Linked DNA regions of Homo sapiens: region 2 is linked to region 1. Evidence: chromatin contacts called from ENCODE Hi-C or POLR2A ChIA-PET data. All regions are on one chromosome and are shown on one strand. Each heading gives the region's core, a stretch centred on a gene start or an enhancer-like site at or near the end of the contact. The rest is flanking DNA. Distances are from core to core; before and after follow the strand shown.

Evidence for each region. Hi-C counts contacts between places; a loop is a spot of excess contacts on that map. ChIA-PET counts read pairs that join two places held with the same protein, here RNA polymerase II (POLR2A). Pooled maps may share reads with other maps.
Region 2: a map with no recorded cell type shows a loop between it and region 1 (11-fold over the local background). The contact joins the promoter of POLK here to the promoter of CENPH in region 1. A Hi-C loop is called at or near these places in 1 of 37 single-sample maps with no recorded cell type and 2 of 50 pooled maps. POLR2A ChIA-PET finds 5 or more read pairs at or near these places in 1 of 52 experiments (T-cell).

What each region holds. Positions count from the first base shown.
Region 1 is chr5:69,186,806-69,193,748 of GRCh38, forward strand. It overlaps CENPH (centromere protein H), which reads left to right and starts at 2,778. Exons shown (of 9, transcript NM_022909.4): 1 at 2,778-2,963; 2 at 4,990-5,045. The coding sequence starts at 2,830. It overlaps LOC112267932 (a long non-coding RNA gene), which reads right to left and starts at 2,672. Exons shown (of 2, transcript XR_002956215.2): 1 at 2,186-2,672. RefSeq lists enhancers at 2,390-2,629, 2,557-2,851 and a silencer at 2,710-2,829.
Region 2 is chr5:75,508,992-75,515,934 of GRCh38, forward strand. POLK (DNA polymerase kappa) reads left to right here and starts at 2,900. Exons shown (of 15, transcript NM_016218.6): 1 at 2,900-2,923. CERT1 (ceramide transporter 1) reads right to left here and starts at 2,638. Exons shown (of 17, transcript NM_001379029.1): 1 at 2,121-2,638. The coding sequence starts at 2,216. RefSeq lists enhancers at 1,995-2,064, 2,815-3,194.

The DNA.
Region 1 (6,943 bases), core at 1,528-4,027:
TAATGGATAGCTCCCTACCCACACCCACCCTTTCCCCCCACCCCCCGAGACAGGGTCTCACTCTGTCACCCAGGCTGGAATGCAGTGGTGCTATCTTGGCTCACTGCAACCTCAGCCTCCCTGGTTCAAGCGATTTTCCTGTCTCAGCCTCCCGAGTAGCTGGGATTACAAGCGTGTGCCCCTGTGCCTGATTAATTTTTGTATTTTTAGTAGAGATGGGGTTTCGCGATGTTGGCCATGCTGGCCTCAAACTCCTGGCCTCAAGTGATCTGCCTGCCTCGCCTTCCCAAAGTGCTAGGATTATAGGCATCAGCCACCATGCAGGGCCTTACACCCACCCTTTTTTGTTTTACTGTGAATTTTTTTTTTAATTGCGTTTTATGACCCTTTATGGTGGTGGTTCTCAAAGTGTCCTCCTCAATAAGCAAGAGCAACTTTACCTGGGAACTTGTTACAAATGCAAAACAATCCTAGAGACACCCAGAAATGTGTTTTAACAAGGTCTCCTCCGAATTCTCACGGTTGGATAACCATTGCATTATTATTTTTATAAAAAAAAATTTTGAGACAGTCTTTTTTGTATTTTTAGTAGAGATGGGGTTTTACCATGTTGGCCAGGCTGGTCTCAAACTACTGACCTCAGGTGATCTGCTCACTTTGGCCTCCCAAAGTGGTGGGATTACAGGCGTGAGCGACTGCACATTGCATTATTTTTGTCCCAAATGTGAGCAGTGGAGACACCTGATAGGCAACTGCTTAAAAGGATAAGATTGTGGTGAGACAGTGGAAGGCATCCACTAAGTGGTAAAGAGAAAAAGTTAACAATGGGATCATCCTTTTTGTAAAACAAAATGAAAGGAAACAAGAAAATGTTCCATAAGTTTACATGTAGGAATAGCAAACCTAATGCCTGATTTTACATCCTGTGCTTTTTTTTTTTTTTGAGACAGGGTCTCACTCTGTCACCCAGGATGGAGAGCAGTGGTGCGATCATAGGTCACTGCAGTCCTCAACGGCTGGGGCCCAAGTGATCCTCCCATCTCAGCCTCCTGAGTAGCTGGGACCACAGGTCTAAGTCACCACACCTGTTGTTTTTTTGTTTGTTTGTTTGTTTTTGTTTTAAGTAGAAACGAGGTCTCACTATGCTGCCCAGGCTGTTCTCCTGACTTCAAGCGATCCTTCCGCTTTGGCTTCCCAAAGTGCTGGGATTACAGGCGTGGGCCATCGCCACCAGTCCATTCTGTGTCTTTTGAACTGTTTTTTTGTTTGTTTGTTTGTTTTTCGAGAAGGAATCTTGCTCTGTTGCCCAGGCTGGCGTGCATCTCTGGTGTGATCTCGGCTCACTGCAACCTCTGCTTCCCGGGATCAAAGGATTCTCCTGCCTCGGCCTCCCCAGTAGCTGGGATTACAGGTGCCCACCACCACGCCTGGCTAATTTTGTATTTTTAGTAGAGACGAGGTTTCTCCATGTTGGTCAGGCTGGTCTCCAACTCCTGACCTCGAGATCCTCCCCCCTCGGCTTCCCAAAGTGCTGGGATTATAGGTGTGAGCCACAGCGCCCGGCTTTTTTTTTTTTTTTTGAGACGGAGTTTCACTCTGTCACCCAGGCTGAAGTGCAGTGGCGCGATCTCAGCTCACTGCAACCTCCGCCCCCCCGGGTTCAAACGATTCTCCTGCCTCAGCCTCCTGAGTAGCTGGGATTACAGGCGCCCGCCACCACACGCAGCTAACTTTTGTATTTTTAGTAGAGACGGGGTTTCACCATGTTGGCCAGGCTGGTCTTGAATTCCTGACTTCAGGTGATCCACCCGCCTCAGCCCCCAAAGTGCTGGGAGTACAGGGGTGAGCCACCACGCCCAGCGAATTTAACTTTTGTCAGGAGCCGTATTACATTGACAATGGAGAGGAAGAAAACAGCACAGTATGATCAAGTTTAACTAGTGGGTAATTAGCTGTAAAAGAACTCTCGACTCTTGTTCAAAGAGGTTCAAGCTGCTGTGCTTGTGCGGCAAGGACAGTGTCCAAATGAAAAACTACAAATCAGTCATCTGTCCTTCATTTTCTCCATTCCCCCCACTCACTACACAGCTAAGAAAGCTCAAAGGTACCCTGCAGACACTCAAAACTTGAGGGCACGCAACTCTCAGTTACGAGTGGTGGCAATCATAATGACAGAATGAAGTACCAGTGCAAGAAACTGGAAGCGTGTGGATGTCTCCAGGCTGGAAGTCTGGGTTCGAAATGTCTGCAATGCCTCGCACTTGTGGCCCGTCCCTGATCTTCAGAAGCCACTGGTTTCTCCGCCAAACAAAGGGTATGCACCTCATGGGCTCAGGTCAAAAAAGTCTTCTAAACAACCCTCTAATGTTTATCTTTCACAGCCTGCCGGGCACACCCATCTTCAAAGGCAGAGGACGGAAAAGTGCCAAGATGGATGGACATATGGCTGTCGCCGCACTCCCGTGTCCAAGCGCCAAGGCCGAATGACCACTTAGGTCAGGAGATTTTTCCCCTCCAGGCTGCTGTTCCCGGGAGATGTCCCAACGTCTCTAGTCCAGCCCCTAACTCAGCACTCTACACATCCGACGCTTAACGAAAGCTATTCCAACTTTTTACCAGCCGTCTGCAGTTATTTTCACCAGTAGAGCCCGGATGAAAGAGGAGCCCGTAGTAACCACGGCAACCGAAAAACAAGGCGGAAAGGGTGGGGCCCTGGGCGGAAGGGGCGGGGCCCTCGGGCCTTTTCCCGGCGTCCATTTAGTGGCGGGAAAAGCGACCTTTTCTGAGCGCGTTTGCCTGTTGAGTGGTAGCCTTTCCCCTCAACCAGCAATGGAGGAGCAGCCCCAGATGCAAGACGCCGACGAGCCCGCGGACTCCGGAGGGGAAGGCCGGGCAGGCGGGCCACCGCAGGTCGCCGGCGCCCAGGCGGCGTGCAGCGAGGACCGCATGACCCTGCTCCTCAGGTTGTTCCCTTTGGCCTCCTCAGCCGGGGCCAAGTGGGCGTTGTGGCCCGGAACTCCGCCCTTGCTCAGAAGGGCTAGGGTTCGAATTCACGCTCGGTCACGTCAGGTCTCCGTGATTGCCTCATTCACTTAAACTGTTGAAGCTCTTTCTTCATCAGCGAAAAGGAGAGAAAAATGACCCCCTGGAGAGAGGTTACAAGGGTTAAATGAGATAGTCTAGGAAAGTGTTGAGCACAGTGCCCCGGGCCCTTAGAAGCTGTAATTTCTCCTCCTGTTTCCCCGCCCTCCCCCTACCTCTCTGGTTTACAGACAAATTGAATGCCAGAGCTAAACTGGAAGGAAGGTGCCCCTACCATTTCTTTTAGAACTACGACCCTTTGTAACCCAGAAGCTTTATATGTTATAAATTCTACTAAGCGGACGGTGTTTATACTTTTCCACTAAGCGGTTGCTGGGGAAGATTCGATGAGAAGGGACATTCGTCTTCTAAACTAGTGAGCAGGAGAAGGTCCTGGGCCAAATCTGCCTAACTGCCTATTTTTGTGTGACCACTCAAGCTAAGAATAGTTTTTATGTTTAAGTGTTGCAGGGAAAAGATCATAAAAATATTTCATAACACGTGAACTCTATTAGAAATTCAAGTTTCAGTTTCCATAAACAGTTTTATTGGAGTACAACTTTCCTGCCACAAGGGTGGAATTGAGTAGCTAAAACAGAGACCGTGTGACTCACAAACCCTAAAAAATTTACTATCAGGTCCTTTACAGAAAAAAATTTGCGGTCCTCTGTTCTATATCATAACAGAGGTAGTTTTAAAAAAATCATTATTGGCTGAGCGCGGTGGCTCACGCCTGTAATCCCAACACTTTGGGATGCCGAGGCAGACGGATCACCTTAAGTCAGGAGTTCAAGACCAGCCTGGCCAACCATGGCCAACATGGTGAAACCCCGTCTCTACTAAAAATACAAAAATTAGCTGGGCGTGGTGGCGGGCGCCTGTAATCCCAGCTACTCAGGAGGCTGAGGCAAGAGAATTGATTGAACCCGGGAGGCAGAGGTTGCAGTGAGCAGAAGATTGTGCCATTGCACTCCAGCCTGGGCAATAGAGCAAGACTCTTGACTCAAAAAAAAAAAATTAATTACCATTTTTTTCTTTCTTAAATGTTTTGAAAAATGAAAAGATGTCTATTTCTTTTTTATTGTTTTTTCCTCCTCACCCTTGCTGTCATCTTAAATTACCATTTGCTCATAGTTTTTCTACTTATGTATGATTTTTGGATTTATAGAACAACTGAAAAACTATATGAATTAGTAATCCAAGGATTAGTATCTTTGTTATTTTTCTGTATCTCCTGATAAAAATCTGTGTTTGTAAATACAGTGGTTTGGGGTTTAATCATTTTGGTCTATTCTTTGTATAGCATCCTCAGTTCAGTCTGGCCTATTAAAAATAATCTTAAGCGGCCGGGTGCGGTGGCTCACGCCTGTAATCCCAGCACTTTGGGAGGCCGAGGCGGGTGGATCACGAGGTCAGGAGATCAAGACCATCCTGGCTAACACGGTGAAACCCCATCTCTACTAAAAATACAAAAAATTAGCCGGGCATGGTGGCAGGCGCCTGTAGTCCCAGCTGCTTGGGAGCCTGAGGCAGGAGAATGGCGTGAACCCGGGAGGCGGAGCTTGTGGTGAGCCGAGATTGCGCCACTGCACTCCAGCCTGGGCAAGAGTGCAAGACTCCGTCTCAAAAAAAGAAAAAAATCTTAAACACCAATTTTTTAACTTTTCCTGACAGATGCTGTTTTCCCAGTGTATTCCATTTTGTGTCTTCCTCTGAGGCCTTAAAGTTCTTTATACCCATTTTAAATAAAATGAGGCCAAATTAGAAGTTTGTAATTAGGAGTTTAATTATTTATATTTATTTTGTTGTATCAGCTTCCGAAAAAGAATGAGTTGGTTCGTCATGTGGTAATGAGTAAAACCTTAATCAATAAATATGTGACTTTATATTCTCTTTATCTGTTTTCAGGCTGAGAGCACAGACAAAACAACAACTCTTAGAATATAAATCAATGGTTGATGCAAGTAAGTATTTTCATTTTCAAATTAGGGTTTTGTTGTTTGTTTGTTTGTTTTTTTGAGACAGGGTCTTGCTATCACCCAGGCTGTAATGTAGTGGCGCAGTCTCTGGTTTACTGCAGCCTCAGCCTCCTGGGCTCCAGCAATCCTCCCACCTCAGCCTCCCAAGTAACTGGGACCACAGGCACATGCTACTGCGCCCGTCTAATTTTCTGTATTTTTTTTGTAGACACAGGGTTTTGCCACCACACCTGGCCTCAAATAAGATTTTGTGAGTTTGATGATTAACAGTACTCGAGTGAAAATAAAATTAACTTTACCAAAAATTGTTTATATATGTTATAGTGTGGCAAAACTGGTAAACATGCAAGATATTTATGAAGTATGCTAAGTGTGCTGAAGGAAACAAAGGCATGATAAGAGGGAGGGGCTTCTTTTCATAGGGATGGCTTCTCTAAGAAGATGATTTTAGAGCTCAGATCCAAATGAGAAGAAAGTTTACGTTCCAATAGTCTTTTTGTTCTCTATATAGCTAGTACCATTTTTAAGGGATTGTGACATCCAAAAACTAGATTTAGTTAACACTGTAGAATTTCTATACCTAGGAGACGACAGATGTAAGGCAGGCCACAGGAAGTTTAGTTGTAGCCTTTGAAAGAAGATGTTTATCTAAAATTGACTATCTGCTCTTTTAGAGGCCAAGACAAGAAGATCACTTGAAGCTAAGAGTTTGAGATTAGCCTGGGAAACAAAGTGAGACCTCGTCCCTACAAAAATAAAAAAAACGTAGCCAGATATGGTGATACATACCTATAGTCCCAGCTGGGACTCACTACAACATCCAACTCCTGGGCTCAAGTGATTGAGTGATTGTACTGTACTCCACTCCACTGGGCAACAGAGTGAGACTGTCAGGCAATCAACAGAGAAATAAGTATTGATTCTTTTACCATTTAAAAAATATATATATGGCTGGGCTTGGTAGCTCACACCTGTAATCCCGGCACTTTGGGAGGCCGAGGTGGGCGGATCACCTGAGGTCAGGAGTTCGAGACCAGCCTGACCAACGTAGAGAAACCCCGTCTCTACTAAAAATACAAAATTAGCTGGGCGTGGTGGTGCATGCCTATAAGCTCAGCTACTCGGGGAGGCTGAGGCAGGAGAATCGCTTGAACCTGGGAGGTGGAGGTTGCAGTGACGCGAGATCACGCCATTGCACTCTGGCCTGGGCAACAAGAGCAAAACTCCGTCTCAAAAACAAAAACAAACAAAATATATATATATATACACACACACATATACGTATATGTATATATATGTATATATATGTGTGTGTATGTGTATATATGTATATATATGTATATGTATATATATGTGACTGAGACTTTATTGGTTAAAGGATTGTTTTTTACAATAAAGGCATCTATTTTAAGGGTACAATTTGATGAGTTTTGACAAATTTCTAAATCTGTATAATCACTACCACAATCAAGATACAGAACATTTTCGGCTGAGCATGGTGGATCAATCTGTAATCCCAGCACTTTGAGGGGCCAAGGCGAGAGGATTGCTTGAGCCCAGGGCAACCAGCCTGGGAAACATAGCGAGACCCCCACCTCTAAAAAAAACAATTGGCCAGATGTGGTACCATGTGCCTGTAGTCCCACCCAGCTGAGGTGGGAGGATTACTTAAGCCTGGGATATCAAGGCTGCAGTGAGCCGAGATCACACCACTACACTACAGCCTGGGTGACAGTGACAGGAGACCCTGTCTCCCCCAAAAAAAGATACAGAACATTTTCTTTTTTTGTTTTTTCTGTTTTTTTTTTTTTTTTGAGACGGGGTCTTGTTCTGTCGCCCAGGCTAGAGTGCAGCGGCGCAATCTTAGCTCACTGCAACCTCCG
Region 2 (6,943 bases), core at 1,650-4,149, 6.3 Mb after region 1:
TAGATAGAATTATTGTCTATCTAGTATTTTTGGAATCTATACACTTAAGTGATTTATAAGAAATATGCTTCATAGGTATTTCCATGTATTTCAGATTACCATATGGAAAATACCCTTTGAACTGGTATATTTCTAATATAAATTTACCCAAGCCCATTCCAAATCCACCCCATTTTGGGGGAGAAACAAAATGAATTGTACCGGGACTTATTTACATTACTCAATGGAAGGAAAAGAACAAAATCCGAGTTCTGACCTTTGTTTAAATTACCAGGTGAATACAAAGAATTCAAACTATATAATTTACATTTAAAAACATCTACCATACTCAGTATGAGTATATATACTCAATTTAGAATACCCTTGATTAAAAAGCTTCCAGAAAACTGTATATAACCATAAATTGGTAAATCTCAGGAAAATTTCCTTCATAGCTTTGAGCAAGAATACCAAAAGCTTTATTCCTATTCATTCTACATATGCAGCAACAGTCAAAATTTAAGCTATTCACCTTCCATAGAGGTGATCAAATACATTTGTATGCATTTAAATATCGAGATTGGTCTTCCATTTTTTTATCTATAGTATACCTACTCCAGAGCACTGGTTACTTTTTCCCCCGGTCACTCCACTCCCCCAACCCCCAAAAAAGTAATTATCAGTAGGTCAAAAGTACAATTTGTTTCGTAAAATACTTAACACATCACAATACTAATATGGCAGTCAGCTTCCCATCTTATGAGCAGTGATGAAACTACCAAAATCACTGAGAAGCAAGTAACCCACTTCCTATTACCAACTGAAAATGTATACCTACTACACAATGTGTTCAATAGAGATTCCTAAATTACAGGATACATTTAATCTAAAGAAATCCTGAGGAGCTTCTCGTTACTGAAAACCTTGCACTGAAATTTCAAGAATGATCACAGCATCAATATACAACATAATTTTGCTGCTATACAAATAAAAGTCAACACTTGCAATCCTTAGTTCTGACTACTCATGCCTTTCCTGGCCCCCTTCTCATTAGCTTTCTAGACATTATAAAAGCCTAATATGAAACAATTCCACAAATAATGTCCAAGTGATTTGCCAAATATGAATACTGGAAACAGGGTGATTTCTTAATAGCCACTGGCTGCACATGACATAGTATCTTATGACCAGCTTGTTGAGGGACTGGCCCAGCTCCCCCTCTCCAAGTTAACTGCTAGCTCCAGCCATGTCTAAAAAAGTTTAACAGGAAGGGAGAGAGAAGTCAAAAAGGCTACGTGAATCTTCTTACAGCAAAAACTTAAAAAAAAAATCCCCACAACTATGTAATATCAAGAGATCATCCACCTGCAGTCCTATAATGACTGCTTTGCTAAAATTTTGATACAGGGATTTTAAAAAATATATAAAAGATAAAACATCTTTTCCTTACCCTCGACCCCTTACCGCAAAAATATTTTATTATTAAGTAATGCTCTTCCTGGACTAAAGATCAGTCTCCATTCTCACATGTTCCAAGTTACTATGAATATTTCCTGTACCCATCATGTGCCGATTCAATATCTCTATTCTGAACTAAGGTACAGGGTGAGGGAGAAAGTCCTCCACATTCATCTGTCTCACTACATCTAACCTAGCAGAATTCAACACCTCAAATTTCAACACCAAGCTGAGTCGCTCCAGCTTCTGTCGAAAGAGTTGCGTCCGCAGTGCCCCCCAACCTACTCGGCTTGGCATCCTCAGAGAGACCAACCTCTTTTAAGAGGTCCGACTTGAACCGCTCCCATGCCCAGTCGTTCGGACACCGCTGAAGCCCAACCCGGATTCCTTACACCCGGGACAGCTGCCGCCCTAAGTCCCAAGTCACGGCGCGCATCTGGCCTCCCAAACTGGATCTCAGGTTTATACACCCTTTCCCTGGTCCTCGGCTGCCCCCGACGAGCCCCCGGGCAACAAGGACAGTGCCCCTATATCCCCGCCTCATCCCTAGTCGCTGCAGCAACACTCAGCCTCGCACCCCGGCACGTTCCGCGCCTCCCGCCAGCCCCACCCCACCGCCTCAGCGGATTGCCTCGCTGCAGGTGAGTCTGGCCAGGGGTCCCTTGGCACCAGGGGTTGCTCACCTTACTGAGGACCCCGCAGCGCTCCACAGGCGGCCCAGACTCCGTCTCTGGATCCTCCTCCGAGCCCGACGAGTTCCAGCTCTGATTATCCGACATGGAGGCTCGACAACCGAGCAGGAGACCGGCCCCCGCTCCCTCAGCTGCGCCGGAGGAGGCGCCCAGTCCTCGGGGTGAAGGGTCGGGGGATGGCGAAGCGAAGAGTGCCCGCTCCGGTGTGGGGGGGAGCAGGAGGAGGGACGAAGTCCGCCCGCCGCGCCGCCGCCGCGCCTGACACCGAGCGGAGCGAGGAAGGAGGACGAGCGGTGAAGGAAGCCTACCCTTCCAGCCGTCAGCCGCCGCCGCCGTCGCCGTGACCCCTGCGTTGCGCCCGGCGCTGCCACCCGAACTTAGCCCCCTCGATGCCAATTTCAAATAGGGAAGGAAAAGGGAAAAGAAGGGAAGAGAAAATCCGGCCGCTGAGTCCCGCGTCCACTCACACCTCCGCTACCGCCGCCATCTTCCTGCCTGGCCCACTATTTACCCTCCCCTCCCCTGTCCTTTCCCCTCCCCTTCGTCCTCCCATTCTCCCCCACTACTCCCCGCCCCGTCCCCCTCCCGGCGTCTGACGCGACACGCCGAGCCTTCGGGATCCTCCTCCCGAACCCTACCTCCGGCTCTCCCGGGTGACGACGGGTAGAAAAGCAGGAGGAGCGGAGAAAGGAGAGGGCGGGGTAGGGATGCAGCTGTGCTGCATTCTGGGAAGGGCGTTGGTCCGTCGCTCGCGCAGCCTCCTGGGAGTTGTAGTCGCGATCCTGAGGTAACGGGTGAGTATCCCGCGCGGGGATCGCTTGTCCCCTTGGGGCCTTGTCAGTCGGTGGGTGGGCTTCGTTTGACAGTTGCGTGACCAGCCCCTCGGCCTCGCTTCTATCCTTGCCTTGTGTGTTTATGACGAACCCTCCGGGCTTGCGGGCCCAGACGTGAGAGAGCTTTCCGCTGAAGATGACGGGCCTGCTTTCCAGGGCGGCTTGTCGAAAGCCCGGGAGCATCTGGCCGCTTCCGCCTCAACCATGGGCTGGGGTTTTGTGAGCTACTAGTGCCAAGGGTTTTCTTTCCACCAGACCACCGCTGTAAATCTCGAGGGTCTTACTCATTAGAAGTTAGAATTCACATTTGACGTTTAAAGGAAGAATTTCCTTAGTACCTTCTCACAAGCACGCACTTCGCATTTTTAGATTTCTAGAGTTTGCTTTGTAGAAAGTAATTTTGAGGTTGTCAGAGAATAAATGACGTTAGAAAGGTTTTTAAAGTAAAACAAGAATGTGAGATGATAGCCTGGGATTTTCTCTTGGTTGTAAATGAATATCTTACTGAGAACCACGTTAACCATGCCTGCCCCTCAAAGATAGGAAAGGTTGGATATATAGAAACTTTCTCGTATTAGAAATACCGAAGTGCAGTGGTTTTGTGTGTACAAGGGATTAGGCAATAGGAGGCTATTTTTGTTTTAAGACTAGGGTTGAATTAGCAGAAAGACCAATAGAAGATCTAACAACTCTTGTCAGTTGTCAAGGATAACTTTGATTATGAGACTTTGACTTTGTAGCTTCAGTAATTTCCTCTCGTTAGCTATTTTAATATAGTCGATTTCCTTGTAATTGCCAAGAGTAAAATTTGTTATTAAACCTTAGAAAGAGTACTTTCTTACTACAAGGATGGGACGATAGGAGCGAAATTTCGAGTCTAAGGGAAAACGCTGGCCGAGTGTGGTGGCTCACGCCTGTAATCCCAGCACTTCGGGAGGCCGAGGTGGGTGGATCACCTGAGGCCGGGAGTTTGAGACCAGCCTGGGCAACAAGGTAAAACCCCGTCTCTACTAAAAATACAAAGATTAGCCGAGCATGGTGGTAGGTGCCTGTAACTCCAGCTCTTTATATCCTGGTTTCAAATCTAGGCTTGATGACCTTCTCCCATATCCCAGTATCATATTTTTTTCTTCCTGCATGGGGGATTAATTACGATTCTGAATGGTTGGTAGCATGAAGCTAGGTTATCCCTATCGTGGCAATGGATATTTAAGTAGGCATTGCCAATATTTATCTTGCTTTCTTTTACTTTCTTCTTTTTCTGACCATCCACACTCCATTTATATTGATGAGTTCTTTTACTAATATCAATTATTATTATATTATGCTCATACTGCCATGTCTTATTCTGCAGCTTTGATCCTTAAGGTGACTTTGCATATCTGTCTAGGACTCCTTTATCTGTTGATTTTTACCATTTAAGTCTCCAAAGACAGCTGTATTTTTGGAAAAGTGGGAGGGAAGAGGTAGATGGGGATACTCATTGATACCTTAATGCACTTCACAGCTGCTTGAGAATATGTCAGATCTCATAAAAAGTTCTAACATTCGAGAATAAGACAGTGATTTCAGAAATGGAATTTCAAAGGGTGTGTAGGCCACCCTTTTTATCCTGTTTCCTATTGTAGAAATGAGAGCCAGGCTAGGAATGTTTCAAGCAGAAATATTCTTACTATTCAATGAAATTGAAAATGTATTCCCATATCTTTTACTCCTATCTGTTTGGTTTATGGGATAAAAACTTGTTAGAGTAGTTGGTATTTCATAGGCTTCACTATAACATTGGAAAATCTTTTAGTCTAAAAAGCACACAGTACGGTACACCAATGAACAGTATTAGTGCCCACTCTTGGCATGTACACATGTTCTTTCTGTCGTTTTTATTTTGCTTAGCTTTTGAGTCTCTTCCTGTTACTGTGAGAAATTCTTTTATTAATATTTTAAAGGCATACTATATAAAGCAGTGTGGTGGTATATTAGGTATCAGTAGAATCCTCTTGATAGTTATTTAGTAAACGTGTTTTGCTTCCTGTTTTTTTCTAACCTTTTTATTGTTTCACTTCTACTATAATTTCACATCCTTTTCTTCTTAGTCAAATAAGTTGAAAAAATATATTTTTATAGAACATGTTGCTATGGTGATAGTTTATGAAAATATACTTTATCCCTGTTTAAGATCTTTATTAAGATCTTGCTATATGATAATCTGACTGGGGTGCTATAAAAGTAAGATATAAACCACTTCTTCTGTAGATTCATTGTTTTCTAGCATTTTTCTGTCTAGGTATTCTGACAATAATTATGTGTAGAGAGTGAATAAATATTTAAAATTGTGTGTGACATAGGAGGTTTTCAGTAAATAATAACTGATGAATGAAATAAGTTTAACTTGGTTGATGATTGAAGAGAAGTTGTGGGAACTGCAATTAACAAGGCCCAAGAAAAAAATCACTAACATGATTAAAATTGGTCAGACACCAAAGAACCAAATAACATCATAGCCTTTTGTAAGTAGCAATTATCATTTGCCAAAGGCCTACAAAATGTCAAACATTGTTTTAGGTTCATTTGATTTATTCGCTCTTCACAAAAATCCTGCAAGGTAGACATTATTCTTACTTTACATATGAGGAAATTAACATTCAAAGAAGTTAATTGCCCAGATCATCGCTAGTGAATAGTCTAGTCCAGACTTTGGACCTTAGGCGCTTGCAATACATAACTTTTAATACATATAGAATTGATTTTAGATTTTAGAAAAGTCACTCAGGCATAATGGCACATATCTGTAGTCCTAGCTGCTCAGGGTGCTGAGGTGGCAGGCTAGCTTGACCCCAGAGGTTTGAGGCTGTAGTGAGCTGTGATCATGCCAGTGCACTCCAGTGTAGGTGACAAAGTGAGACCCTGTCTCAAAAAAAAAAAAATTCCAAAAAACTATTATCCCAAATTTTTTAAATGATTAAACATTTGAGAATCTGTCAGAGCCAGATAGATTACATTCTAGGTGTGTTACATAGTTTTTCTTTAGTTTAACAGTTTTCTTAAAAGAAAATTCATCCACATGCATTTTTAAGGTGCAGTAACATATAGCCAGTTTACAGCTCTTTTCTTGCTAGTGTACACTAGCAAATATATGTTCCAATTACGCATAAATAATTTAAATGATCTCTGGAGCCTCTTGCAACTATCCCCTTGTCTTGTGTTGCTACTAAAAGGAAAAACGTATTGATTTAACCTTTGGTATTATCAGGAAAAATAGTCATTGTCATTTACTATCATTTTATTTTTTGTATTTTTGGTCATTTTATGAATAGTCCTGAGAAGCAGCAATAAAGGGATAGTGGAAAAACAACTTTATTAGAAATTATAATAAAAATAAAAACATAGCAAACCCAAATTTTTATTCCATATATTCTTGAAATAGGGAGGCCTCAAGCAATCCTCCTGCCTTGGCCTCCCAAAGTGTTGAGATTTGATGTGAGCCAACATGCCAGGCCCAATATTCTTTTTTTATGGCTAAATTCCATTGTGTATATAGACCACATCTTCTTTATCCATTCATCCATTGATGGTTGATTCCATATTTTAGCTATTGTGAATAGTGCTGTAATAAACGTGTGAGTGCAGATATCTCTTCAATGTATTGATTTCCCTTTTGGATATATACGTAGTAGTAGAATTGCTAGATCATACAGTAGTTGTATTTTAAGTTTTCTGAGGAACCTCCATACTGTATTCCATAGTGACTGTACTAATTTACATTCCCACCAACAGTGTAGCAGGGTTCCCCTTTCTCCACATCCTTGCCACCATCCATTATTCTCTATCTTTTTAATAAAAGCCATTTTAGGCCGCCCATGGTGACTGAGGTGAGAGGATCACTTGAGCTGCTCAGGAGTTTAAAACTAGCGTGGGCAACGTAGTGAGACCTCGTCTCTAGTATAATAAAAAAAATTTTTTTTAAGCCATTTTGACTGGGGT